Linked DNA regions of Homo sapiens: regions 1 and 3 are each linked to region 2. A link is a loop called in an ENCODE intact Hi-C map of the cell type or tissue named here. Cell type or tissue: Caco-2. All regions are shown on one strand. Links, peaks and the distances in the headings refer to the core of each region. The heading gives the core; the rest is flanking DNA. Region 1 has its middle 48 kb from the start of LINC02808. Region 2 holds the start of DMRTA2 (DMRT like family A2). Region 3 overlaps FAF1 (Fas associated factor 1).

What was found. Hi-C counts contacts between places; a loop is a spot of excess contacts. Peaks named below come from ENCODE experiments on the same cell type or tissue, not always from the same donor. Only the 100,000 strongest peaks of a DNase experiment are listed, where the experiment ranks them.
Region 1: it touches region 2 in a loop (6-fold over the local background); 1 of 110 quality-filtered maps calls a loop at or near these places.
Region 3: it touches region 2 in a loop (1.8-fold over the local background); 1 of 110 quality-filtered maps calls a loop at or near these places.

What each region holds. Positions count from the first base shown.
Region 1 is chr1:50,363,189-50,374,397 of GRCh38, reverse strand. No RefSeq gene overlaps it. Among named protein-coding and RNA genes, the nearest start is that of LINC02808, 48 kb to the right of the region's middle. In Caco-2, for the core only: a CTCF peak has its summit at 5,736 (motif pointing left); no DNase peak of the experiment used is centred there.
Region 2 is chr1:50,418,244-50,429,452 of GRCh38, reverse strand. DMRTA2 (DMRT like family A2) reads left to right here and starts at 6,010. Exons shown (of 3, transcript NM_032110.3): 1 at 6,010-6,337; 2 at 7,909-8,475; 3 at 9,719-11,209. The coding sequence starts at 7,917. The coding sequence ends at 10,788. It overlaps LOC105378714 (a long non-coding RNA gene), which reads right to left and starts at 5,907. Exons shown (of 3, transcript XR_947325.3): 1 at 5,556-5,907; 2 at 4,852-5,015; 3 at 4,581-4,613. RefSeq lists enhancers at 1,017-2,009, 2,010-3,003, 7,715-8,214, 9,450-10,399, 10,400-11,209 and a silencer at 4,828-4,887. In Caco-2, for the core only: no CTCF peak of the experiment used is centred there; DNase peaks (open chromatin) are centred at 5,642, 5,942 and 6,262; H3K4me3 peaks cover 2,373 bases.
Region 3 is chr1:50,542,114-50,547,113 of GRCh38, reverse strand. All of the region lies in intron 13 of FAF1 (Fas associated factor 1), which reads left to right. Among named protein-coding and RNA genes, the nearest start is that of FAF1-AS1, 100 kb to the right of the region's middle. In Caco-2, for the core only: no CTCF peak of the experiment used is centred there; no DNase peak of the experiment used is centred there.

The DNA of each region.
Region 1 (11,209 bases), core at 3,421-8,420, 55 kb after region 2:
CAATGGGTTTAGTACCAATTCTTCTTTGAATGTCTGATAGAATTCAGCTGTGAACCCATCTGGTCCTGGACTTTATTTTTGGCAGCTTTTAAATTGCCATTTCAATCTCACTGCTTGTTATTAATCTGTTCAGAGTTTCAATTTCTTCTTAGTTTAATCTAGGAGGGTTGTATATTTCCAGGAATTTATCCATCTCCTCTAGGTTTTCTAAAGGTGTTCATAGTAGCCTTGAATGATCTTTTGTATTTCTGCGGTATCGGTTGTAAATGTTTCCCATTTCATTTCTAATTGTGCTTATTTGGATCTTCTTCTTTTCTTGGTTAATCTTGCTAATAGCCTACACATTTTATTTATCTTTTCAAAGAACCAGCTTTTTGTTTCATTTATCTTTGTATTTGGTTTGTTTCAATTTTATTTAGTTCTGCTCTGATCTTGGTTATTTCCTTTTTTCTGCTGGGTTTGGGTTTGTTCTTGCTTCTCTAGCTCCTTGAGATGTGATCTTAGATTATCTATTTGTCACACCTTTCTATCTTTCTATTGCAGTTTCCTTTACCTAGAATGCTTTTTCCTTTCTATGTCTTGCAAATACCTTTTTGTCTTTCAAGACCCAGCTCAGGTGACGCCTCCTCCAGGGAGTCCTCTTGGCCTGCCAGGCTGAGTTAGTTCCTCTTTGGTGCTGCCACATTCTCTGTGTTCTCTATGGGAACACTGACTTTGACTTTCTGGTATTCTGTTTGACTGTTTAAGTATTCATGCATGTGCCAGGAATGCTTGAATAGGTACTCAGTGGATATTTGCCAGGTGAATGAAGAATCAACTCACTCATTTTAGTTCCTACTCATTGCTAGCTTGTGCTATTTCTCCACTTTTTTTTTTTTTTTTAACATTTCTAAGTTTATTCAGGACCATGTTGTTGGCTTCTAGGGGAAAGCAGTCTCTGTTTTCTTGAAAGTTGGTTTTTCCTGGATTAGAAGCTTCAGGAGGGCAGGAAAATTAGTGCACCCTCTCATCAATATATCCCAGCCTCTAGCCCAGGCCTGGCATGAAGTGGAGCTAGACACACATAGCTGAATAAATGGATGAATAATGAGTACTCTTTATGATGTGCTTATTAATTGTGCTGTGTTCTGTGGATGGGGAGATGAATATGGCAAACAGGCCATGTTTCTGTCCTCCAATTTGGTTTTCTCCAGAAGCCTACCTTGAGAGAAGGGCTCATGTGCAAATAGCTTATTCGACAGGGGATCCCAGGAAGCACTTCTCCAGGAGAGAGGGAAAAGAGACAGGGCAGGTAGTGAGCCAACAGAGGGTATGGTACAGAAACAAGTTGCCACTGTGAGTAGCTGGAGCTTCACCCTGCGGGGGGACTGTGAGCACTCCAGTGTAGAACTCATGCCTTAGAATGATTCCACCTGAGGGGTGAGGGAGCTGATGTATTGATACACCAACTTTTGTCAATCCGTGGTTAAGGGATGGCCCATGGGTAGGAAGAAGGGGCTCTGGTAGCCAGAGGAAGCTCTTAGGTAAAGTAACATAGATGATCGAAGTTGGAAGGTGAGTAGACAGGCTGAGGAATGGTAAATAAGGACAAGGGGATATGGGTGGGGTATGGACAGGGTCATCCAGTGAGTGAGAGTCTCATGAACATGCCATTGTTGTACAGCCATGCTCCAGATGAAAATTCCTACAGGGGCAAGGCAGATAATGTAAATGAGAGAAGTGCTTGGGGTGACAGCAGGTTCCTCTTGAAAAGTTGCACACAACTCTCCCCTTTGCCACTTTCTCTTACTCTGACAGAAAGTTACTACTAGTTTCCAGGGGGATAAGTTTGGGATATTTCTTTAACACTTTCCTGCCATTGCAGTTGTTGGACCCCTTGTGGAAGGGACTGTGATAAGTGGAGAATATATGCCCGGTGCAAATGGGACTGAGGAGGCTGCTTCTCAGCGTCAGCAGCTACGCAAGAATCTGAGATGCAGGATATGGGGCCAAATCCAATTTTTTAAAAGAGAAGTGGTAATCTGGATATTTATTTGAAATTTCCTTATTTTAAATGTATTGAGTTGAGGGTGGGTGTCACGGATCATGCCTGTAACCCCAGCACTTTGGAAAGCTGAAATGGGAGGATGTCTTGAGGCCAAGAGTTTGAGACCAGCCTGGGCAACATAGGGAGACACATCATCACTTAAAGAAAAAAAGTATTGAGTTGAATACTTTCCCTCCGAAATTTATGTCTCCCTGGAACCTCAGAATATGACTTTATTTGAAAATAGTTTTTTTGCAGATGTGAGATGGAGTCATAGGGATTAGGGTGGGTCTTAATCCAATGTGTCTTTATCTAAGAAGAGAAAGCAAGAACAGAGACACAGAGGGAAGATGACCATGTGAAGACAGAGACAGAGATTGGAGTGATGCTGCCACCGCTGAGGAATGCCAAGTATTGCTGGCATCTACCAGAAGCTAGAAGAAGCAAGAAAGCATTTTCCCCTAGAGCCGTTGGCAGGAGCATACCTAACCGACACCTTGATTTCAGGCTCCTAGTCTCTAGAACTGTGAGAGGATAAATTTCTGTTACTTTAAGTCAGCCAGTTATGTTAGGCAGCTCTAGGCAACAGTTGGTAGTGACTTGTTTTTAAAAGCTGTGTGATGGCCTTCATAGTGAAGGAAAACACTACACATCTGAAGGCTGGCTGTGGTCCCTGAGTGGCCAGTGCACAACCTGTGGTGTACAGAGGGCAGGGGGCTCCAAGGAGGGAGCCCCTAATGGTGCCTGGGGCAAGCATGGAAGACTTCCCAGAGCAGGTGGACTGGAGGAATGTAGTCTTGAGTGTTCCCTGGGCTGACTGGAGGAAGGTGGACCCAAGGGAGTTTTGGAGAGCAGAGTTGACAGGACATGAAGGTTGATTGGCCACGGGGATGAGAACAAGAGAAGCACTGGGTCTGGCAGAGTTTTTGGGCTTGGTTGGCTGAGGGCATGGAGATGGCAAAGTCTGAGGAGGGGAGAAGGAAGTCAGCTCATTTGTTGACACTTTGGGTCAAAGGTTTCTGTGGGACATGCAAGTGGAGATGGAGAGGAGGCAGCTGGGCATGTGAGTCTGTGCTCAGGTGAAAGATTTGGGCTGAAGACAGAGATTTCAGGAATTGTCAGCAGGGAAAAAGAGGAGTCTACTGAGGAGTCAAAGGAGATGTGGGCAGAGAGATAGGAGGAAAACCTGGAGCGCTGGCATCAAAGGAGCATGGGAGGTTTTTAAGGAGGGAGGGTTGACACTGCTTCAGGCTGCTAAAGGGCTGCTTTGGTAAATAGAGAGGTTTCCTTTCATTGCTTGTTTGGAAAATTCACTAAGCCTCTTCAGAGAGGGTGAGAAACTTTCAAGAGGCGACAAGGGGCCTTTGTTTCAGAGGAGTAGGGTGGAGGTGGAAGCCAGGGGAGAGGAGAAGAGCATTTGGGCAGGAGGGGAGAAAGCGAAGACTGTGGCGGCGATCTGCTGGCGTGTGGAGCCAGCTTCACTTCTGGTGGGAAGCTGCCAGGAGAGAGGAACTGGTGGATGAAGAGGTGCATGGGCAGAGAGTAGCTTTGGGCCAGAGAAAGGACTCTGCTTTTCAGAGGGGCAGAAGGACAGGGGCAAGGATTGTGGAGGTTGCTGGCCACTGTTGAAAAGAAAGCTGCTAGGGGTTGTTTTGGGGCCACAGTTGGCTCTGTGAATCAGTCTGGGGTCACCCGCTAAGAGTGAGTGAGGGCCAAGGAAGGAGGGGATGCATCAGGAGAGAGGACCATACGGTCACCAGTGGACACAGCAGGGGCTGACCCAGGGCTCCTTGAAGGAGGTCCCGAAGCTCACTCTCCTTTGAAGTGTTCACCGTCCCATGCACACATTCTTCTTGAGGTACATGGTTGAGAGGTGCAAAGGCATTGTTCCCAAGTTATTGTTGTTAGCTGAAAAGGCCAACCTGTATTGGGACGTTGCATCCCTGTGAGGGACTCCAATGCTACGAAGCATGGCAGCAGATCTGATTTAACGCAGCAGGGCTGATTGAATATCTGCTGTGTCTCAGGCACTGGAACACCAATAATTTCTGTCACTCTATGAAATAACCCAGTGAGAATATTATCATTCTCCTTTTCCAGATAACAGAACTCCCTGCTTGGAGAATCCTGTGTGCCAGGCTGACCCTTTGCATTAATCGCATCATTTCATCTTCTCACCCTGCCTTGTTGAGGAAGAGAGGATCATTATTATTCTCGTTTTGCAGATGAAGAGGTTGCGGCAGAGGAGGATGTTTAAGTACTTGACCTAGGGGCACCCAGCTGCAATTGGAGGTCAGGCTTTGGAGACCAGGTGCAGCCTTCCTCCCATAGCAACATGCTCCCTCTCCTGGTGACATCTGTTTGGCATGCTCACTATCCAGATATTTGTCCCTGACAGGCCAGAAATTGGGCGTGTGAGACATGAGCAGGACCGGATCCTCTTCTCTTTGTCCACAACAGGGATGGTGAGCACGTCCAACAGACCTCCCACCTGCTCTTCGCTCTGACCTTTCATTCCCAAGAGTAAGCTGCTTGAGAGCAAAACATGGTGTCAGCCCTGGGCCTGGCATCAGGCTGCACTCAGCAGGTAAATGTGGCACATATTTTAGCAATTGGGATGAACAGGCACTTTCTGTCCCGTGCTGAGGTAGAGGGTGAGGTGGAAAGGGTCAAATGACCTGATTTTGAATCCTGGCCCTCGTATTGCATGGCTGTAGGTCCCTGTGCTGTCATGCAATCTTACTGGGCTTCAGTTCCCCATCTGAAATATGGGGGAAGATTTTTTCAACAGCACTCCACAAACCTGGAAACCAAGGGTCCTCCTCCATGTAGGGATTCAACAATATCATTATCACCATCGTCATCACCATCATCATCATCACCATCATCATCATCATCATAATCACCATCATCATTGCCACCACCATTATCACCATCACCATCACCATCATAACTGTCATCATTATCACCACCATCATCATCATCATCACCACCATCTTCATTGTCACCATCATCATCACCACCACCATCACCATCATCATCACCACCACCATCATCATCATCACCATCATCATCACCAACATCATTATACCATCACCATCATCGCCATCATCATCATTATCACTACCATCATCATCATCACCACCACCATCACCACCACCACCATCACCCCCACCATTACCATCATCATCATCACCATCATCACCATCACCATCATCACTATCATCATTATACCACCATCATCATCATCATCACCACCACCACCATCATCATCATCATCGTTGGCGTTTGTTGAATGTTAGCCATGTGCCAGGTGCTGTTCTGGAGCTTTACACGTGTTATCTCATTTCATCCTCACAACCTTGTGAGGTAGATAAGAAAAGCAAGGCACAGAGAAGTTAAATAACCCTGCCAGTAGGTGCTGGTGCCCATGCTGTGACTGAAGGCTGGCCACGCCACCTCCCATCCTGTTTCTTCAACTATGAAACGAGCTCCTGTACTCCATGACACAGTGAGTGCCCAGCACCTTGCACATAGTAACTGTCCATATGTGCGGGATCACTACGTTAGTAGTGCTTCCTCCCTTTATCGCCCCGAGTCTGTCTCCCGCGCCCTTCTTTTTTCTGCCATCTCTTTTTAGTGTATTTTCTGTCCCTTTATATTCTCTCCCAGTCTCCTACCTTCTCCCACCCCATTCCCAAGACCCTCTCGGTTTTCTCTGCCTGTCCTCTGCTGCCCCCGTGTGGTATAATATAGAAAGTCAGTTCCTCGCGTGCCCCACTTTATCCCGGCCGCCGCGCACCTGGGTTTAACGCTGGAGGTGAGCGCTGGTAGATACAGGTGTGGACCGCCCTATGCATCCATGGGGCCGGGGCTGTGGGTTTGGCGCCGAGCCCCTGACTTGACTCACTCTCTGGATTTATTTTTACCTTGTTCTTGGTGCGGGGGACAGAGGCCTGGCTGCAGCCTCAGTTCCGAGTTAACAGCGGGTACTGACGTGCTCTTTCCTGAGCCTCAGCGCCAAAGGAGGGCTTTGGCCTGGGTGCAGGACCTCCTTTTTTGCCTCTAGAATTCAGCGAGATTTGAACTCTCAAGCCTTGTGCAGTTGACCCTACAGACGCCTCCCCTCATATGGTAACCGAGGGTTAAAATGCGTTCACAGAGGATTGTATTCACCTTCATGTCACAATGCCAATGAAAGACAGCCTTGGGATGTGAGCCCAATCTTCAAGTTCTTTCACATCACCCAGCCGCTTTTCAGAGCTTAATTATCCTCCCGTCAGAAGCCTGATGAACATCCTATTTCTAAACTGTTTTATATGGTTTCACAACATTTAGTTCTTTTATGTGCTTAAATATATTTTAAAATTGCACAAGCAATGCATGTCATTGTAGAAGATTAGAAAACATAGCAAAGGACTTCCAGTTGATGATGACAGGTTGGACATGTGGTTTTTCCTGAAACTCTACTAAAATGACAGCAAAGAGATTTTATTAAAATATTCAAACCCACAAGGACAAAGAGAACAACAGCGAAGACAGTAGCATTAAAATCTTCTTCTAGCTGTATTAAGGTATAATTGACAAAAATTGTATATATTTAAGGTGTACAACATGATGTTTTGATATAGGCATACATTGTGAAATGATTCCACAACCAAGCTAATTAACGTATCTGTCACCTCATACAGTTACCTTTTTTTTTTTTTTCTTTTTTGGTGTAGTGAGAATACTTAAGTCTTACCCTCCTAGCAAATTTCAAGCAGCATTTTGGAAGCTGGAGCAGAGAGCAACATTTGACGCAACAGACCTCAGAAAGCTGCATCTTACACCCTAACAGGTCTACATGAGCAACTGGGTTTACACTGGGAACCCCCAGAATACTCAGGCACTTCTAGAAGTAGGTTAGGCTAAAAACAGAAAGTAGTTAGAGCCCTTGATTCTTCTTCCTGCAGTCAGATGACACTCTCCCCCTATAATCCAGAAGACTAGAGGTTTATTTAGAGAGGATAAAACAGAGGGTCTGTGGCCTGGGAGGGGAGGTGCTTGGGAGTGGGAACCCTGTACTGAACACAGATTAGGTGAATGTTTATGTCCTGCATGTTCAGCACAGCACCCTTTTGCTGCCTCACTGGGCTCCTAGCACCTCCTTCCAGGCAGGAGACTGGAAGATGGTACTGAGTTGGTGTGGGGAGACACCCAATGAAATGGCCCAGTCAGAACACCCCGACTCCAGGGCTGCCTACTGTCAACAAACCAGACCCATGTGCACACAGTACCTGACCAGCTTTTAAATTTTCTCTTTTAAAAAATTTTTCTCCCTAAATTTCAGACAGGGAAAAAATTATAAGAATTCCTATCTACTTTTCACACCAGATTCCCCTAATATGTGCATTTTAAAAAATATAAGGATGCCCCTTTATCCCTTTACATGCTTTTAAACTTTGAAATGGGTTTTAGGCTGGGCGCTGTGGCTTATGCCTGTAATCCCAGTACTTTGGGAGGTCAAGATAGGAGGATGGTTTGAGCTGAGAGTTCAAGACCAGCCTGGGCAACATGGTGAAACCCCTTCCCTACAAAAAAAAAAAAAAAATTAGCCAGGTGTGGAGATGGGCACCTGGAGTCCCAGCTACTTGGGAGGCTGAGGTGGGAGGATTGCTTGATTCCAGGAGGCAGAGGTTGCTGTGAGGCAAGATCATGCTACTTGCACTTCAGCCTGGATGACAGAGTCAGACTCTGTTAAAGAAAGAGAAAAGAAAGAAAGAAAGAAAGAAAGAAAGAAAGAAAGAAAGAAAGAAAGAAAGAAAGAAAGAAAGAAAGAAAGGGAGAAGGAAAGAGAGAGAAAGAAAGATGGAGGGAAGGGAAGCGAAGGGAAGGGAAGGAGGGAGGGAGGGAGGAAGGAAGGAAGGAGAAGGGAAGGGAAGGGAAAGAAGGAAGGAAGGAAGGGACTTTGATTCAGGGCTATTATTTTATGTAACGAACTTATTTAGGTTTTGCCAACTGTGCCTATAATGTCCTTTAGAGCAGAAAAATTCCAGATTTTGTACTGCATTTAGTTGTCATGTCTCTTTAGCCTCTTTTAATCTGTAGCAGTTCCTTAGTTTTTCTTTGCCTTCATGACATTAACATTTTTTTCAAGAGTATAGGACACGTATTTTGCAGGATGTCTCTCAGTTTGAATTTGTTTAATGTTTCCTACAAGCTACATTTAGGTCGTGCACTGTTGGCAGGAACATCACAGAAGTGATGCTGTGTTTTTCTCAGTGCATCATATCAGGAGGCACATGGTATCTATTACTGTTGCTGGTGATGTTAACTTTAATCACATGTTTAAGGAGGTGCCTGCCAGGTTTCTCCAGTGTAGTTATTGTTTTTCATTTTGTAATTAATAAGCACCTATCTCTTACTAGTTTTAGCATCACTGATGATTCTTGCTTGAATCAATTGTTATAATGATGCTATCTGGTGGTAATTTTCTAATTCCACTATTTTTTCTATATTTATCAGTTTGTTTTCAACTATCAGGAAGAGCTTTCCCTTGTGTAGTGAATTCTTAGAAATTATGTTGCCCTGCATTTTTTTTTTTTTTTTTGAGACAGAGTCTCTCTCACCCAGGCTGGAGTGCAGTGATGTGATCTTGGCTCACTGCAACCTCCACCTGCTGGGTTCAAGCAATTCTCCTGCCTCAGCCTCCCAAGTAGCTGGAATTACAGGCATGTGCCTGTAATTTTTGTTGGTTTATTTGCTTTTTAGAATGTGAGGTTTTCATTTATTCACTTATTTATTTATTTACTTTTTAAAATTTTATTTTAAGTTCTAGAATACATGTGCAGAACGTGCAGGTTTGTTACATAGGTAAACGTGTGACATGGTGATTTGCTGCACCTACCAACCCATCACCTAGGTATTAAGCCCCACATGCATTAGCTATTTGTCCTGATGCTCTCCCTCCCCTCGCCTCACTGAGAGGCCCCAGTGTGTGTTGTGTCCTTCCCTGTGTCTCTGTGTTCTCATTGTTCAACTCTCACTCACGAGTGAGAACACGTGGTGTTTGGTTTTCTGCTCCTGTATTAGTTTGCTGAGGATGATGGCGTCTAGCTTCATCCATGTCCCTGCAAAGGACATGATCTCATCCCTTTTTGGCTGCATAGTATTCCATGGTGTATATGTGCCTTATCCAGTCTATCATTGATGGGCATTTGGTTCCATGTCTTTGCTATTGTGAATAGTGCTGCAATAAACATACGTGTGCATGTATCTTTATAACAGAATGATATATATTCCTTTGGGTATATGTCCAGTAATGGGGTTGCTGGGTCAAATGGTATTTCTGGTTCTAGATCCTTGAGGAATCACCACACTGTCTTCCACAATGGTTGAACTAATTTACATTCCCACCAACAGTGTAAAAGTGTTCCTATTTCTCCACAGACTTGCCGGCATATGTTGTTTCTTGACTTTTTAATAATTACCATTCTGACTAGCAGGGGATGATATTTCATTGTGGTTTTGATTTGAATTTCTCTAATGATCAGTGATGTTGAGCTTTTTAAAATACGTTTGTTGGCTGCATAAATGTCTTCTTTTGAGAAGTGTCTTTTCATGTCCTTTGCCCACTTTTTGAAGGGATTGCTTTTCTTTTTTCTTCTAAATTTGTTTAAGTTCATTGTAAATTCTGGATATTAGACCTTTGTCAGATGGGTAGATTGCAAAAATTTTCTCCCATTTTGTAGGTTGCCTGTGCACTCTGATGATAGTTTCTTTTGCTGTGCAGAAGCTGTTTAGTTTAATTAGATCCCATTTGTTAATTTTAGCTTTTGTTGCAATTGTTTTTGGTGATTTCATCATAAAGTCTTTGCCCATGCTTATGTACTGAATAGTATTATCTAGATTTTCTTCTAGAGTTTTTACAGTTTTGAGTTTTACATTTAAGTCTTTAATCCATCTTGAGTTAATTTTTGTATAAGGTGTAAGGAAGGGATCCAATTTGTTTTCTGCATATGGCTAGCCAGTTTTCTCAGCACCATTTATTAAATAGGTAATCCTTTTCAATTGCTGATTTTTGTCAGGTTTGTCGAAGATCAGGTAGTTGTAGATGTGTGGTCTTATTTCTGAGGTCTCTATTCTGTTTCATTGGTCTATGTGTCTGTTTTGGTACCAGTACCGTGTTGTTTTGGTTACTGTAGCCTTATAGTATAGTTTGAAGTCAGGTAGTGTGATGCCTCCAGTTTTGTTCTTTTTGCTTAGGATTGTCTTGGCTATATGGGCCCTTTTTTGGTTCCATATGAATTTTAAAGTAGTTTTTTCTAATTCTGTGAAGAGTGTCAGTGGTAGTTTGATGGGAATAGCATTGAATCTGTAAATTACTTTGGGCAGTATGTTTATTTCCATGACATTGATTCTTCCTATCCATGAGAATGAAATGTTTTTTCATTTGTTTGTGTCCTCTATTATTTCCTTGAGTAGTGGTTTGTAGTTCTCCTTGAAGAGGTCCTTCACATCCCTTGTTAGCTGTATTCCTAGGTGGCATTTTATTCTCTTTGTAGCAATTGTGAATGGGAGTTCATTCATGATTTGGCTCTCTGCTTGTCTATTGTTGGTGTATAGGAATGCTTGTGATTTTTGCACCTTGATTTCGTATCCTGAGAATTTGCTGAAGTTGCTTATCAGCTTAAGGAGCTTTTGAGCTGAGACTATGGGGTTTTCTAGATATAGAATCATGTCATCTGCAAACAGGGACAATTTGACTTCCTCTCTTCCTATTTGAATACCCTTTATTTCTTTCTCTTGCCTGATTGCCCTGGACAGAACTTGCAATACTATGTTGAATAGGACTTGTGAGAGACAGCATCCTTATCTTGTGCTGGTTTTCAAAGGGAATGCTTCCAGCTTTTGCCCATTCAGTATGATATTTGTTGTGGGTTTGTCAAAAATAGCTCTTATTACTTTGAGACATGTTCCATCAATACCTAGTTTATTGAGAGTTTTTAACATGAAGGGATGTTGAATTTTATCAAAGGCCTTTTCTGCATCTATTGAGATAATCATGTGGTTTTTGTCATTGGTTCTGTTTATATAATGGATTGCATTTATTGATTTGCATATGTTGAACCAGAGTTGCATCCCAGGGATGAAGCTGACTTGATCATTGTGGATAAGCTTTTTGATGTGCTGCTGGATTCA
Region 2 (11,209 bases), core at 3,196-8,195:
AAGACAGCCACAAAAAAGTGAGGAAACGCAGCACATGTTACAGACAGAAGATACTATTGTCCTTGATATATAAATTACTATTACAAATTAAGGAAAGTAGAAGCTCTATGATTGAAAAATAAGCAAATGATGTATATAAATAATTTTTAAAACAACTTAACTGACCGATCCATGTAGGAAAAAGTAAGGAATAACTAAGGAAATGCAAATTATAACAATGATATACTATTTTTCTTGTTTGAATTGGCAAAGATTTAAAAGATCAGCAAGATGTGCTTGTATTGAGTGTGTTCATTGATACCTTTCCTGTGGGCTATTTGATAGCTATCAAAAGCCTTTAAAAAATGTAAAAAGCCTCTGGCCGATCAATCTTATTTTTAGGAATTTATCCTAGGTAAATAATTGGCAAATTCACAAAGGATGTTTGTGGTAGCAATATTTATTAGAGCAAAAACTGGAAACAAACAAAATACCTATTAACAGGGAAATGGCTAAAGAAAGAGGGATCCATGCAATGGAACATTAAACAATCATTTAAAAGGTTATGTAGATAGATTAATATTAAAATCCTTATATTTGTAAACAAAAACCAAGTACTGTAAAGTATATTTTTGTCAGTGTAGGTAAACAGGAAAAAAAATTAGCAAAATTCACCAAATATATTTTGCTGAATTTTCTAAAATGTTTTATAAGACTTTTATTCTATCAGAACAAGCAATAACAGTGTTTCCTTTTGGGAAACCTAACCTCTCACATCAGAGGTCCCTTTCTTGGGGAAGTTTCCCCTCATTCTCCTTCCCCCATTCCCAAGATTAGACTTCTCACTGTGAGGTCATTGATAGGTGACTGTGTCCCCAGTTGGCTAACAAGTTCTGTAAGGGCCCATTATGGTTGATTTGTCTCGGATCCGTAGAGCTTGGCACATACTAGATGCTCAACAAATGCTGTTACATAAACGAATTAATAAGTGAATGAATGAATGACTCCTACTTTCATGTTTCTGTGAATGATTAGTGAACTGAATGGAATCGAACCAAATGGAAGCCCCTAGGTCTGATCCTACCCACTCGGAACGGAAGGTGAGGAGAAAAAAACCTAAGAGTGGGAGTTGGATCTGGATTTCTGTCTTTTTCGAAGTTCGGCAGCACTCTGGCCCCAGGCAAGTTATGTCGCCTTGTTGAACTTTGGCTACCTCGTGTCTGAAATGTGGAACATCGCATCTTCCCCCAAGGACTGCGTGCCAAGCAAGAGAGCACACACCGAGTGTTTATCAGAGTGGCTGTACTCAGTAGACGCTCACAAATAGAAACAAATAGTGGGGCGGTGAACACCGCTCTCCATGCGTTTGTCTCAGGCTTAGATGCTCCCAACCAGAAAATCGTGAGAAGCCTGGCGACACTGGGCAGACGCCTCCCTTCCGCCTGCCCGGAAGACGCGAGGGCTTGATCCAAAGGAGGGCTGCAGCCGCTGGGACTCCGCCTCGGGGGCTCCTGCCGCTCAATCAGCACCAGTGCCCTCGCTCCTCCACCTTCAGTTGGTTGTTCTGCCCGGCCTTTAGGTCCGGGGTCCGGATAGAAGCTGAGCACCAGCGGGTTCCCGGCCAACGGGTGTGGAGGGGTGCATTGGGCCAGGAGCCGATTCGCAGCGCCCGCTGCGCCTGCACTGTGCAGACAGACCTGGCTTTGGATGAGGGTACTCCCGGGTTTGATTTTTGCACTGTTACTCACTAATTGTGATAATGTGGAACAAGTCATCTCACCTCTCCGAGTCTGTTTTCTCACCTGACAAGTGGAATAATCGGACCTGCCTCGCAGAGAATGGTGCGACTTCAGTAAGCAACTGTAGGGAAATCGCTGGGCTCCTGGCCCTTAGCTGGAAGAGCGCCTGAGAAACCCGGCGCCACCACAGGAGTACTTTCTGGCTCCGAAATTATGCCCGGTCCCAGGTCGTGGCATAGATCCGTGGCTATGACCACGGAAAATGACCATTTTAGCGGTGTCAGAGGACGGGGACAGGAAACCAAGCTGCGCGTCTCCCTGTCCACAGAGGGTGTGCGCGGCTGAGGGTCTTCATCAGCATGACTCATGAGTTGATCTGGAGGAAAATGTCGCTACGTGTCTGTGTGTACACGTGCGTGTGTTCACATAGGAACAGGAGAGTCTGTGGTTGTGCGGGAAAACGCGTGTAGGGCAACCCGTGGAGATTCCTTCTCCCAAAGGCACTTTCCCCCTTTCCTCTGCGCCCCATTCCCGGGCGGAGAGTATCAGCCAAACTAACGGAATCCGGCGCGGCCAGGGAAGGGGTGGGTGCGGGAGGGGCCATTCCGTCCCGGAGCCACCGGTTTGGGGATAATTACTTTTAATGTCAGAAAGATTTAGTTTAATATCATCTCTATTAGGCTGCCGGGAGGGTAATTAAACGGGACGCGTCGCAGCCGGCAAACAGATGGCGTCTGCTTGCTCCGAGGCCGCGGGCAAACAGCGCAAAAGTCAATGCCTCCCGGGTCCCCCATCGGCGCCCCTGGCTCTTTTACTCAGAGCTACACTACTCACCCTCGGCCCCCTTCCCCACGCCGCGTCTCCAGCCGGCTCTGCGCCCTAGGCCCTCAACCCCGGCCTCACCCCAACGCAGTCCCTTTGGACGCCACCAGTTCCTGGGCGTGGGCGTGGGGGATGGGGCCGGGGGCGAATAGGGATGGGGTGGATTTTCTTGGCTGGGCCCTCTCACCCGGGCCCCCAGCCCCTGGCACAGCAGAGGCGTCAGCAAATGATTCTGAGCTAAGAGTACGCGTGTGGATGTGTGAGGAAGACCCTCTGCTCTCAGCCGCCTCATTTGTCCCGGAGGGTTTTGGCTTTTTCTGCCCGGGGCCCAACTGTAGAAGTAAGACTGGAGCTCCGCGCATAAACCAGGGCATACCTGCGTAAGAATGTGCTCCTGTCGGCGTGTGCTATCACCGAGGTGGAAATCTGTGGGAGTCTGGGAATGTCACACACCAAGTGGATGGCCCAGGATGGGGACATGCTTATAAGAACACTGTGAGGTCAAACTCACTGAAGGGGTCCCCTTGAGCCGGAGGGTAGCATCAGAGTTGAGCCTGGGCCCGGTGGTGCTCTCTGAATGCTGGCGTGAGAGTGTGTCCCAAACTTTGCAGAGAGTGGTCACACGCACGTGGGAGGGGGTGTGTCCAAGTGTGAAGCTACACTCAGGTTGGGAAGGGGGTAGACCCTGCTGCCTCAACCTGGGCGTGCTCTACTAGTGCTGGTGGCTCAGTTGGGCCATGCCCTTGCTTTCCCCTCCGACCAACCCAATCCAAATCAGGAGGAACTGGCCCTGGAGCGGCCTGGGAAGCTGGGCAGAGGATATCCTGCCCTGTCGAAGTGTGGGTGAGATGACCTTGGGTTTATTTGCCCTCCCTCCATAACGGGTTTATTTTGCCTCCCTCCATAACACATTCACTCACATGAACACCCTAACCTCCGGGGAGTGGGAGAAAAGGCTGTGGGTCTCAGACCTGTGGGGATGTGAATGCCAGAAAAGAGGAGCGAGAGAAGAGTGAGATGCCGCCACTAGGGGTTGGGCGGATTCCCTCTGGTTGGGCTGTGTTAGATGCCAGGATGCTCCTCCTCCCACTCCTGAGAAAATGAAGTTCCTCACGCATCTGCTGGGCCGCCTCGGGTTCCCGAGTCCTCGTGGCTACACCCTTGGCTTCTGCGGGATCCCCGGTCCGGAGTGGGGAAATCTCACGGTGACCTGGCCTCAAGCGAGAAGGATACCTGGGCCACCGCCCCCTCAAAAGCTAGGCAGATTTGTATAGTTTATTTCGTTTTCGGTTTAATAGAATTTCCCGAAAACTTTGTCCAAAGGAGCTCTGGGAGCAGGCGCCTGGCGGCCCCTGCGCGGAATCCGGCGGTTGTCGGCGCTCTTCCCCCGACCCCATGGCTCACCTACCCAGGTGCAGCCGGGGCTAGACATACTTGGCCTCGGAACCTCCAGGTGTTGGAAGGTGGGGTCTGGGTCCTGCGCTCCTAGAGGACATATTATCCCTGAAGCACTCCCTTATCCTCACTTCACGCGGGAGACCCTCGCGGGGGCTGACACCCTTCTCTCTCCTAAACCCATTCACAGACTCCAGCAAGTGGCATTTTCTGGGAGCGAGTAACCAGCTTTTTATCGCTATCATAGACCTTGTCCGTGTCGGAGCGCCCTCGCGCCGGGGCCTGGTGAACTTTCTGGAAGCTCTCCGCCCGGTCCTCCAGCGAATCACCCCCACCCACTCCTCCCTCCAGCCTCAGCCTCCCGGTGGGCATCTTCCAGGGCTCTTCCGGGGCGCCAGGTTCTGCGGTCTTCGGGTGGGGGCCCGTTAGTCGCACCGTCCTTCCCCCACCCCCATTCCTGGGCTCAGAAGCTGATAGACTGACAAGACGCGGCCCAGTAGTCGTGCCAGGCGGAATGGGCTGCGTCCTGAGGCCGCGACGACCCGGGCCGAGTCTGCGCGCCCAGATTCCCGCCGGCCTGGAGGTTCGAAAGAGCAACGCAGAGACGCACGGTCAAGAGTGGAGGGAGAACGACAGGAACGCTCATTTTCCTCATTATTTAAACGAATTTTCTTTATTCTGAAGGAGAGAGAGAAAAGTAGAGAACAAAAACGAGAGTGACAGAACATTAGAAATTAGAGGGAAAAACAGAATTAGAGGGAAAAACAGAACTTTAGAAATTAGAGGGGAAAAGACACAGAGATAAAATCAGAGCTACAGAAACCGAGGGCGACTCGCCCGAGGGCCGCGGCATTAATTCCAGATGTTTGAAAGGCAACAGCCTTTCAAAAAGGAAACAAAATCTGAAACCTGTTACCTCTTCTGCAGAACGAGCTGTTCCTCAGGGCCGTGACATCAAGACAAGACGAGAATAAGGCGAAAGTTAAAACTGAAAACTGTCCGAGGGGGCCTCCCAGCAGTGACTTTGTCTCTTGCCGGGAAGGTCGGACAGACCGATGCGCGTCCTGAGTTTAAGAGAATCTGCGGAGACACAGAGGCCACTTTTTACTTTCGTTTAGAAAAGAAAAAAAAAGGGGGGGGGGCTATTTGTTCATTTGCAATAACGACAAAAAGAATCCCACCACCACGGAAAAGAAATCGAGATGCTGAAAAGTGAGGAAAAGAGAGCTCAAAAGGGGCTGAGGGACGCGAAAAGAGGGGCGGGGAGAGGAAAGGCTCAGGGCGCGAGGGACGTGGCGGGCACCGACAGGAAGTGCAATCTCATTTCTCTTCGCTGAGCTTCTCTTTAAACACGAAAATCTTCATAAACCACACTTACCCTCCAGGATGACTATCGTATCAGGACTTTTAAAATAAAGTAACTGAGCTTTAAGGAGACAGGAGGAAAAAACCAAAGCAGCCCCCAACTACCCCAAACTCGTCGGATTTGGGAGCGCGCCGAAACATAGCAGGAAGAAGGCAGGAAAAATCGTCCTGGCATTTATGCCTTGAACACCCTCCCTTCCCCACCCCCGCACCCTTGTCCCGCCCCTACCCCGACCGCAGTAATTGAATTGTCACCTGCCCCCCATCCCGCCTCAGGGCTCCAGAGCCACTTGGGAAGCTCGGCTTTGCCAAGCGCCCCAGGCCAGTAAGAGCGGTGCAGCCGAGCCGGCGCCCCAGAAGCCGAGAGGTTACACAAGTCTACGCAGAGAGGCGCACCGGACACGGTAATTAGGAGCAATTCACACGCTCTCGGGCGCACGGAAACTACTTGTCAGGAAATTTTCAACGCTCCTCCTCGCCCACTTTTTTCCACTCCTTTCCTGGCGCGCCCCCTCCCCTCCCAGAGGCACGCAGTGGAGCTTTTGGAGTTTCGAATCTTTCGGACACTGCAGAATGCGGGGCTCCCCGGGCGCGGGCCCGGCCAATCAGAGCGCCGTCTGCCTCCCCTGGCCAATGGCAGGCGCCACATTGTTGTCCAATTCTGTCTAATGGAGCCCTAAGGACCAACAATAGAGCGGGCGAGCGGCTCATTGAGAGTCTGGCAGCGCCGGGCAACTGGGCCCCGGCTGCGCGCAGCGTCCGGCGCGCACCGCGAGGGGACCCGGCACGGCGAGAGTCAGGTCGCGGGTTCCAACCACGCGGCCCGCAGACGAGCCTCCGACCCGGATTTCTGAAGGGAGGGTTGGACTGCGCTGCGTTCTGAGGGGTCCGGAAGTTCGGACATGGTGACTGAAGGAGGGTGACGTGGTCAGATAAGGGGCCGGGGGCAAAGGGAAGCGGCCAAGAGCTCCAGCGTCGCCAGTGGAGCCGGGAGGCGCGTGCAGCGCCAGCGGAGGAGGAGGATCCCGGAGCCCAAGGCAGGTAGTTGAGGGCCGCAGGGAGAGCAGTGGGTGGAGACCTGGTCTGCGGCCCCTGTTGAGGAGGCCTGGGCCCCGTGGGCCTTAGGGACGCCCGAAGGGTCTGGGAGAGGAGGCAACGCTCATAGAGAGGAGGTCTGGGACTCTCGGACGGAGACACAAGGACTCTGTCGCGGGCTCTGGCAGGGACGGGGAACGCGGGAAGCAGAGGAGACCGCGGCAGAAGCGGGGAGCTGGGCCTGCTTGGGCCTTATGGGGCTGCGGCGTGGGAGGGACTCTGGTGTCCGTTTATGGCCAGTTGCGAAGGCGACTCCCCTGGCTTGGTGCGGCCTGCTGGGCCATCCGTGTCCTAGGACCCCAACTCTGAGATCAGAACGCAGGAGCCTGCGCTCGAGAGGGGTCCCCTGGGACCCCAAGACGGGGAGGGCGTGTCTGACGACTCTGTCCCTAAACCCGGAGGGGAGGGGAGGGCAGTGTGAGGTGGTCTTCGAGAAAGATCCCCCTCCCGAAATGCCTAACTTTTCGCAGGATACGTCTTCCGCCCCGACTACTACTCCAGACTGCGAAGCTAAAAAACTGCACCACAGGTTTTACCCAATCCCCTCCCCCAGCATTTGCCTGTGGGGTTTTTTCTTACACATTCCCCTCTCCCAGGCGCGGCCCCTGGATCCCGGACACCCAGATCAGCTGCTTTTCACTGTTTTCCTTGCCCATGAAGCTCATCTTTGGGCTGGGTTTGCCTATACAGAAAGTTTCTTTGGCCGAATTTTTCTCTTTAATACTTCCCAGTCCTAAGCTAAATTCCACATACATTTTGTCTCTCACTCTCTGGAGGCCCTCACCGTGGAACTTTTGGCGCTCACATTTTTACGGGTCCCAGAGCCACTGGGCCTAACTTTGCCCAAGTTGTTTCCTCGTCCTCACTCTGCTTCCTAAAGCTATTCTTTCTGTTGTTGATTTTTCTCTCCAAAGCTTCTGCCCCAAACTGCATTAAAAATAAACAAACAAAAAGAAACAAAACTCCGGCCCAACCGGCCTTCACATCTGCGCCTTCACATCTCTCTCCTCTTCACCCTTCCACCAAACTGACCGTTTTGCTCCGGGTTTTCCTGTTTTGCCCTTGGCATCAGCCTAACTTCTGGGCCAAAACTGTCGCTCTAATCCCAGTCCCGTCAAACGAGCATTTCTCTCACCCGTCTCACCCCAATTAGGCTAAGCTTTGGGGTATCATCTTAACTTTTCCAAATTCTCATTACAGCCATCTGAATCAGTGACTTTCACACTTTACATGTCTCTTTATTTTTTCCAGCGGAATCACTAATTCAGACAAAATCTTACCCCTAGCGTGTATATCAGGTCTAAGAGCAGCCATGGCCAGACTGGGGTGAAGGTGCTAGGGCTCACAAGGAGGTTCCGACTGCACCTCCTCCCAGCAATTCTGGCCCCTCTAGCCCAGCCTCCGCGGCCCAAATTTCCCTCTCCAGCTTGGGTTCCTCAAGGCGGCGCTTTGGCCTAGCGCGCGGTGTGCTCCTCACCAGGTCTCTCCCCTCTCCCACCTTCTTTCCCGTCAGGTCCTGTCATGGAGCTGCGCTCGGAGCTGCCCAGCGTGCCCGGCGCGGCGACGGCGGCGGCGGCAACAGCGACGGGGCCGCCTGTGGCGTCGGTGGCGTCGGTGGCGGCAGCCGCGGCGGCCGCTGCATCGCTACCGGTGAGCGTGGCAGGCGGCTTGCTGCGGGGGCCGCCACTGTTGCTGCGGGCAGCCGAGAAGTACCCGCGGACCCCCAAGTGCGCGCGCTGTCGCAACCATGGCGTGGTGTCGGCCCTCAAGGGCCACAAACGCTACTGTCGCTGGAAGGACTGCCTGTGCGCCAAGTGCACGCTCATCGCGGAGCGCCAGCGTGTCATGGCGGCGCAGGTGGCGCTGCGCAGGCAGCAGGCGCAGGAGGAGAACGAGGCGCGCGAGCTGCAGCTGCTCTACGGCACTGCCGAGGGGCTGGCGCTGGCCGCCGCCAACGGCATCATCCCCCCGAGGCCCGCCTACGAGGTCTTCGGTTCAGTGTGCGCCGCCGACGGCGGGGGACCTGGAGCGGGAGCGCCCGCGGGGACCGGAGGCGGAGCAGCTGGCGCAGGGGGCTCAGGTGAGAGCGCGGCCAGGCCGCAGGTAGGGGCAGCAGGATCGTAGCTCTGGGGCACGGGGCCCAGGGGCTTGTCTCGGTTCAGAAAGAGTAGAACCCCCGTGTCCAGTCGCCGCGACTGCTAGGGTTCACCGCTCGCCCAGCCTCGGGTATGGAGCGTGGGTACAGAAACTCTCCTTTCTCCCGCTTCTGGAGCATTTGCACTTTACCCCTTTCTCCTGCATCGGGCCGAAATGTACACGCTTTAATTTTTTTACTCGCCTCTACCCAAACGCAGGCAGGTCCCTGCTTCTTTGCTTCGTCTTCTCCCCAGGTGGAAACCTGCGCATCTTCGTTCGCTCTGCGCTTCTCCACAGGCCCTTTCCCTCTGCTCCTTCCCAACTCCCTTAAGGAATCCCCCCCCCTTTAACTGACACCCTAGGTTTTGAGACGCCCTAGGTTCTGAGACGCCCTAGTTTCTTTTCCCCTTCTCGCGTTCCTAACGCCCTCTGGACAACCGCTTGCTGCGCCCTCCCTCCTTCTAGTTTCTTCCGCACCCTCCCTGGTTTCTCAGGTCTGCTTTCCTATGTCTTTTCCTCTTCGCTTCCTACTGCCTGCCTAGCACCACCCTCTTTTTCTGGACCCCCGTGGCTTTTTGTGGGGAGGGAAGAAATTAGGCCAGAGCCGTTGAGGGAAAGGAGGGATCCGCTCTAAACTTGGGAGGGAAGAACTTCTCAGGTCTCAATTTTGGAAAGGGTGGATTAGAAACAGGGGCTGTACTTCTGCCTGTAGAGAAGCTTGGGACCTCCTAGATAACCAAGGCGCCTTTCCTTACAGGCTGCACTGCCAGGGCAGGCATTTTCTATACAGTGGGCTCTTCTGTACAGCGTGGTTAGGCAGAAGTTATGTTGTCTCTTGTTTGAACCCTGGACCTGGCCACTTCTCCACGGCAGGGCAGGACTGGAAGGGCAGTTAAGGGTGGAGGTGTTGGGGCACAGACGTGGGGAAAGCAGCACTGAACATCGAGTTTACAGGGCACAGGTAGTTGGGGTTCTGAGGAGTACAGAAAGAGAGGGAGCCCTGGGGTCAGGGCTGTAGGGGCTCAGAGCGGAAGGAATGCTAGAGCAAAAAGAAAGAGGGGCACTGGAGCCTAGTGAATAAGGGCTGTGGGGCTGAGGGAGAGGAAACTGAGATCCAAAGGGCCGAGGTGCTGTGACTGCTGTCTTCTAGCTAACCGCTCCTCACGACACGTTTTCTCCCCTCCCAGAGGCCAAGTTGCAGAAGTTTGACCTGTTTCCTAAGACGCTGCTGCAGGCAGGCCGCCCGGGCAGCCCGCTGCCGCCGCCGGTGAAGCCCTTATCACCCGACGGCGCAGACTCGGGGCCCGGGACGTCGTCCCCAGAGGTGCGGCCCGGCTCAGGCTCGGAGAACGGCGATGGCGAGTCCTTTTCTGGTTCGCCCCTAGCTCGGGCCTCCAAAGAGGCAGGTGGCAGCTGCCCAGGCAGCGCTGGCCCTGGCGGCGGCGGCGAGGAGGACAGCCCGGGCTCCGCTAGCCCTCTGGGCTCTGAATCCGGTTCAGAGGCTGACAAAGAAGAGGGTGAGGCCGCGCCGGCGCCAGGGCTGGGCGGAGGCTCGGGTCCACGGCAGCGGACGCCGCTGGATATCTTGACACGCGTGTTCCCAGGCCACCGGCGAGGCGTCCTGGAGCTGGTGTTGCAGGGCTGCGGCGGCGACGTGGTGCAGGCCATCGAGCAGGTGCTGAACCACCACCGTGGGGGCCTGGCGGCCGGCCTGGGCCCTGCGGCGCCCCCAGATAAGGCCGCCGTGGGTGCTGCAGCAGCTGCAGACGACGCGTGGCCCAGCCGCGTCGACGCCGCCGCCGCCGCCGCCGCCGCCGCCGGGGGGCCTGGGCTGCCTGCGCCGCTGCAGGCGGGGCCCGCCGCACCTCCGCACCACAGACCCTTGCTGGCCGGCGCCATGGCGCCTGGGGCGCTGGGCTCGCTGAGCAGCCGCTCGGCCTTCTCGCCGCTGCAGCCCAACGCCAGTCACTTCGGTGCCGACGCGGGCGCCTACCCGCTGGGCGCGCCGCTCGGCCTCAGCCCCCTGCGCCTGGCCTACTCCGCGGCGGCGGCGCACAGCCGCGGTCTGGCCTTCATGGCGCCCTACTCCACTGCCGGCTTGGTGCCCACGCTCGGCTTCCGCCCACCCATGGACTACGCCTTTAGCGATCTCATGCGTGACCGCTCGGCCGCCGCTGCTGCGGCGGTGCACAAGGAGCCGACCTACGGCGGCGGCCTGTACGGGCCTATGGTCAACGGCGCTCCGGAGAAGCAGTAGGGCGAGGGGCCTGGCAGCCGGCCGGTCCCCAAACAGGAACCCCAGCCCTGTTCCCGCGGGCCATCGACCCCTCTTCGCCCAGCGCTCTCTCTGCGCCCTGGCTGGGCGTCTTCTCACTCTAAGGTGGTTTTTGGGTTTTGTTTAGGAGGGTGGGTGGGGAAGGCTGAGCAAAGGGGGAGCAGCTACAGACAGGTGCAGGTGTTCTCGGAGGGGGTGCGCGGCCTGGGTCCTCATCTCCTACCTCCGGATCCCTCTTCCAGCCTCACCCGGCCCCCTTTCCAAAAGGCTGGGAATTCATGAGAATTCAGAGGCTGCGACAGCAGCGCAGGCTCCTGCGGCTCCTTAGCTGTGCTCATCCGGCTCTCAGTGGATGGCAGGATAATCCGAGAGTCTTTTCTGTGTCTCCCCAGCCCTCACTTTT
Region 3 (5,000 bases), core at 1-5,000, 120 kb before region 2:
CAAGACCAGCCTGAGCAATGCAGTGAAACCCATCTCTACAAAAAAAAAAATACGAAAATTATCCAGGCATGGTGGCGCTTACCTGTAGTCCCAGCTACTCCAATGGCTGAGGTAGGAGGATCACTGGAGCCCGTGAGGCGGAGGTTGCAGTGAGCCAATATCACACCACTGCAAAAAAGATAGATTTGAACAGAAGACTCATATAAAATAGAAAAATATGTTTAACACTGTTAAAGGTTTGGGATTACATGCAGTTTTTCTTCATGTAAGGGACTTGCTCTTTTACCAGTTTTATGATTGGCTAACACATTCACATTAATCAAAATTCAAAGGCATAAAAAGGTATGTAATAAAAAGTCTCCTTCTTAAACCCATATCTATGTGACCCTCCCCAGAGGCAACATTCTTATTTATCCATCCAGAGGTTATTTTGTATATAAACAAATTAATGGCCGGGCGCGGTATCTCATGCCTGTGATCTCAGCACTTTGGGAGGCTGAGGCAGGAGGATCACAAGGCCAGGAGTTCGAGACCAACCTGACCAACATGGTGAAACCCCATCTCTACTAAAAATACAAAAATTAGCCAGGTGTGGTGGCGCGTGCCTGTAATCCCAGCTACTCAGGTAGCTGAGGCAGGAGAATCGCTTGAACCCAGGTGGCAAAGGTTGCAGTGAGCTGAGATTGCACCACCGCACTCCAGCCTAGACGACAGAGTGAGACTCTGTCTCAAAAACAAACAAAAAAAGAAACCAAATTAATATGTATTTATTTTTCCCCAGTTTTACACAAATGGTAAACACAATTTAATACCTTCCTTTTATCACTAACATTACTTCATAAAGATATTCCATATCAGTTAATAAAGAAATCTATTTAATGGCTACATAGTATCTCTTTAAATTCCATAATATACTATAATTTTATTTAACCAAGATTGATTGATTTAGACACAGGGTCTCACTCTGTTGCCCAGGCTGGAGTGCAGTGTCATGATCATGGCTCACTGTAACTTCAAATTCCTGGCCTCAAGCGATCCTTCTGCCCCAGCCTCCCAAGTAGCTGGGACTATAGGCATATGCCACCTTGCCAACTAATTTTTTTATTTTTTGTAGAGGCAGGTCTCACTTTGTTATCCAGGTTGGTCTTCAACTCCTGGGCTTAAGCAATTTCCTCCCCCCACCTTGGCCTCCCAAAGTGCTGGGATTACTGGTGTGAGCTACTGCATCCAGTAATTGATGGGTTACACCCAGTATTCTGCTGTTACAAACATCCAGTAATTAACTGTGTGTACATAGGTGATTTCCACATGAAAATATATCTATAGACTAAATGCTTGTTTAAGAGTATGTGTGATTTATAATTTTTATTGGCAAATTGCCCATGAAGGAATTGTATCAGTTTCACTTATACTAACAGTGTATAGTAGTGACTTTTTCCTGGTTTTCCTGTAACCTTGCCAAAGCCAGTTTTTTTTCTTTACTAATCTGACAGGTGAAAAATGTTTTTTTTTTCTTTTTTCTTTTTTTTTAAAATATAGCTTTAGGTGGGCATGGTGGCTCACACCTGTATAATCCCAGCACTTTGGGAGGCCAAGGCAGGTGGATCACTTGAGATCAGGAGTTCAAGACCAGCCTGGCCAACATGGTGCAACCCCATCTCTACTAAAAATACAAAAATTAGCCAGGCATGGTGGCACATACCTATAATCTCAGCTACTTGGGAGGCTGAGGCAGGAGAATCACTCGGGAGGCGGAGGTTGCAGTAAGCCAAGATGGCATCACTGCACTCCAGCCTGGGTGACAGAGCAAGACTCCATCTCGAATATATATATATATGTAGCTATAATTAGGAGCAAATTCAATATGTGTAATTTTGCATATCTTTTTAACATGCTTATGTGCTATTACTATTTCCATTTCTAGAAACTTTATTTTTTGTTGATCTTTTACTTACTAGTTTGTAAGAATTCTATATATAATGAGTAAATTAGCCTCTTTTTTGTGGTTTGGAATTCAGAAAATTTCCCCGTTTGTTATTTATCTTTTGGCCTAGTTATGGTGTTTTTGTTTTTGTTTTTTTCTGTGGTGTGTGTGTGTGTTTTACCATGTAAGTTTAATAAAACTCATCAATTTTTGTCTTTTATGCTTCACTCTGCTCCAACTATAGTAACCTCCTTGTTACCTTTCAAATATGCTAGATACTTTCCAACTTCAATGTCTTTTATTTCCTGTTCTCTACACCTGAAATTCTCTTCCCTGAGATAAATATTTCATTTCCTCCTTCACCTCTTTTGAGTCTTTGATCAAATGTCAGCGTTTCATTGAGACTTTCCCTGACCACTCTATTTTATATTACAACCTCCCCTTCCCTGCTTTGTTTTCCCTCCATCACATGGAGCTCACAGACTTTTGAGATATTTATTAGTATTTTTTTCAGATCAGATTGGAGTTTACCCATACAAATGAAGCAAGTGGGAATTAATATTTTTAAAGTGGTTGACTCAGGAGACTAGACACTTGGTCCAGTGAAGCTATCATTGCCCAAAATATTTTTATGATGATTTCTTTTAAGAACTGCCTTCAGAGACAGATTAAAGTCTTACAAAGAGAGTCCTGTGTCCAGAAAGCAATGTGTCTCAAAGTGTGGCCATTAATCACTTGCATCAAAATTACCTGGGGTGGGGTTGGAGACGTATTAAAAAGGCTGTTTCCTGACTCAAATCTATTGAATCACCTTCTCTGTGGGAATGGGGCTGAGGAACTTGCCTTTTAAATAAATTCCCTAGGTGATTTATAGGCCACTAAAGGTTTAGGATCACTGCCTTTACCTTAGTTTCCCCTAGCTTAGTCATATACTCTGTTTTCCTAACTTAGTTTAGTTTAAACCAAAGATTTAGGATTATGCTATGGTTTGAGCATCCCCACCGAAACTCATATGGGAACCTTAATTCTTAGTGTGGAAATGTTGGGAGGTGCAACCTTTAAGAGGTGGAGCCTAATGGGAGATGCCTGGGTCATGGACCCACCATGTCCTTGACTGTTCTCATGGTAGTGGGTTCTCCCTCTTGTTCTCATTAAGCTAGTTTAGCAATCCCAGGAATGGATTTCTTCCCAGGAGAGCAAGTTGTTATAAAGGGAGGATGCCCTTTCCACATGGATCCACTTCCCCCTTGACCTTTCGCCATATTATGATTAAATATAAATGTATTTAAAAGAAAATAGTGATTTTAGTTTTGTATCCAGTTGTAAATGTTTAAAATTTTGTGGTATTGTACAAATGCAGCATCTATAATGTATTGTCTTATTTTCTAAATATTGATACCTGCCCATTCATTTTCTGAATGGAAAAAAAAAAACAGTGACAGTGTTGGTTTAGTCAACAAATCTTTGCTAATGTATCTTCCTGTGCAAAATAAAGTCTCATAGAGCTGGCCTGTAGCTATAAACTATCATTTTTAATCCTAAAAGAAATGATGATAAAAGTGTTAAATATTATTATGCATTTAATAATAGTAAAATAGCGACCAATTTTAAGGGCCTACCATATTTTAGGCACAAGTCCAAGTGTTTTCTGTATCTTAACTTATTTCATCCTTACAAGAAGACAAGTGTTTTAAAGGTAAGTGTTATTTCCACTTTATACCTGAGGCTCTTTTAAACTCATGGGAATCACACTGAAATATGTAGTAATCAGGAACCCTTAAATAGAGTAGTTGACAGTTTTGTGCCCTCTATTTTTTATCAAATATTCTTCCTTTTACAGCACCTGGTATACGGTAGGTAGGCAGTGAGCATTTGTGGAATTTCATCTCCCTTCCCCTAAATTGCTAGGTTCCATTTAATATATATTTTATGTTAGAGTATAGCTTGGTGAAAGCCAGTGACTTAGGTAATTATGACTTAAGTTGAAAGAAATTAAACAATATCCTGTTTTGAATTTAAACAAGATTACTTTTTGCCATATCTGATTTATTAGTAATCCTGGTTTCCGTTAACAAGATAGAAATATCTATGCTTCAGCAATGAAAAATTTTACAAGTGATTAATACATGCTAACCATCAGATATTCTGTTTATATTTCTCTCCAAACTTTAGATTAAAACCATTTCATCTTATCTTACCAGTTTTCTAATAGCAAGAACTGGAAAATATAAAAGTATATCTGACTTATGATTAACTATTTCATTTCACTCATTGCCTCAACCCTTCCTTCATCCTTCTCTCCCTTCTTCCCTTGTATCATTCCCTTAGTGAGGGCATTTATTGTCTTTTCAAATTTGTAATTTTAGCATTTGGCCTTGGGTTGATTTGGCAACTCGTTAGTCCCCTCCTCAAATGTTCTATGATGGGCAGGCTGTTCAATTTATTCAGAAATTGTATTATTTAAAAACAGAGCCATTTCCCTTTGTTGTAGAGTGGTTTGCCCTTGCTTCCCCACTTTGGGTTTGAGATTGCAGGAATTTACTTATGGAAACCATTTATCACTTTATGACATCTAACTCTGATGAATGCCATGTGCAGTTGGGTTGACAACTTTGGCCCTGCCACTGGATGCACTGGTACACTTTTATCTCTTCAAAAGGAAGAAAATACCACAATTATGAGAACCATGCATTTTATCTTTAAATGACTGGTTTTTCCCCATCTATTTTCCTTCTAATGTTTTGAACTGAATTTTTTGCTGCTGGTAGTGTTATAAATGGTAGCCCTGTGCATAAATGATCTTGGGAGGAAGAAGCAGAGTCTCCTAGCCATGAGAAAGATTTGACATCTGTACTGTGAAGTACCACCTTCTTGTTAATTATAATGGAATGAATTGACAAGTAGGAATTTTTACAATTTCATACTGTCCATCAGCCCTACAGGCTCTTGATGATTGCAATTTGAAAATCTCAAACATAATTCATATTTTAGGAAGATTGATCAGATTAATTAAAATTTTAAGTCTCTCTTTGATTAGAACAAATTGTTGGTTAAGGCTACCATAAAGTGTCAGCTG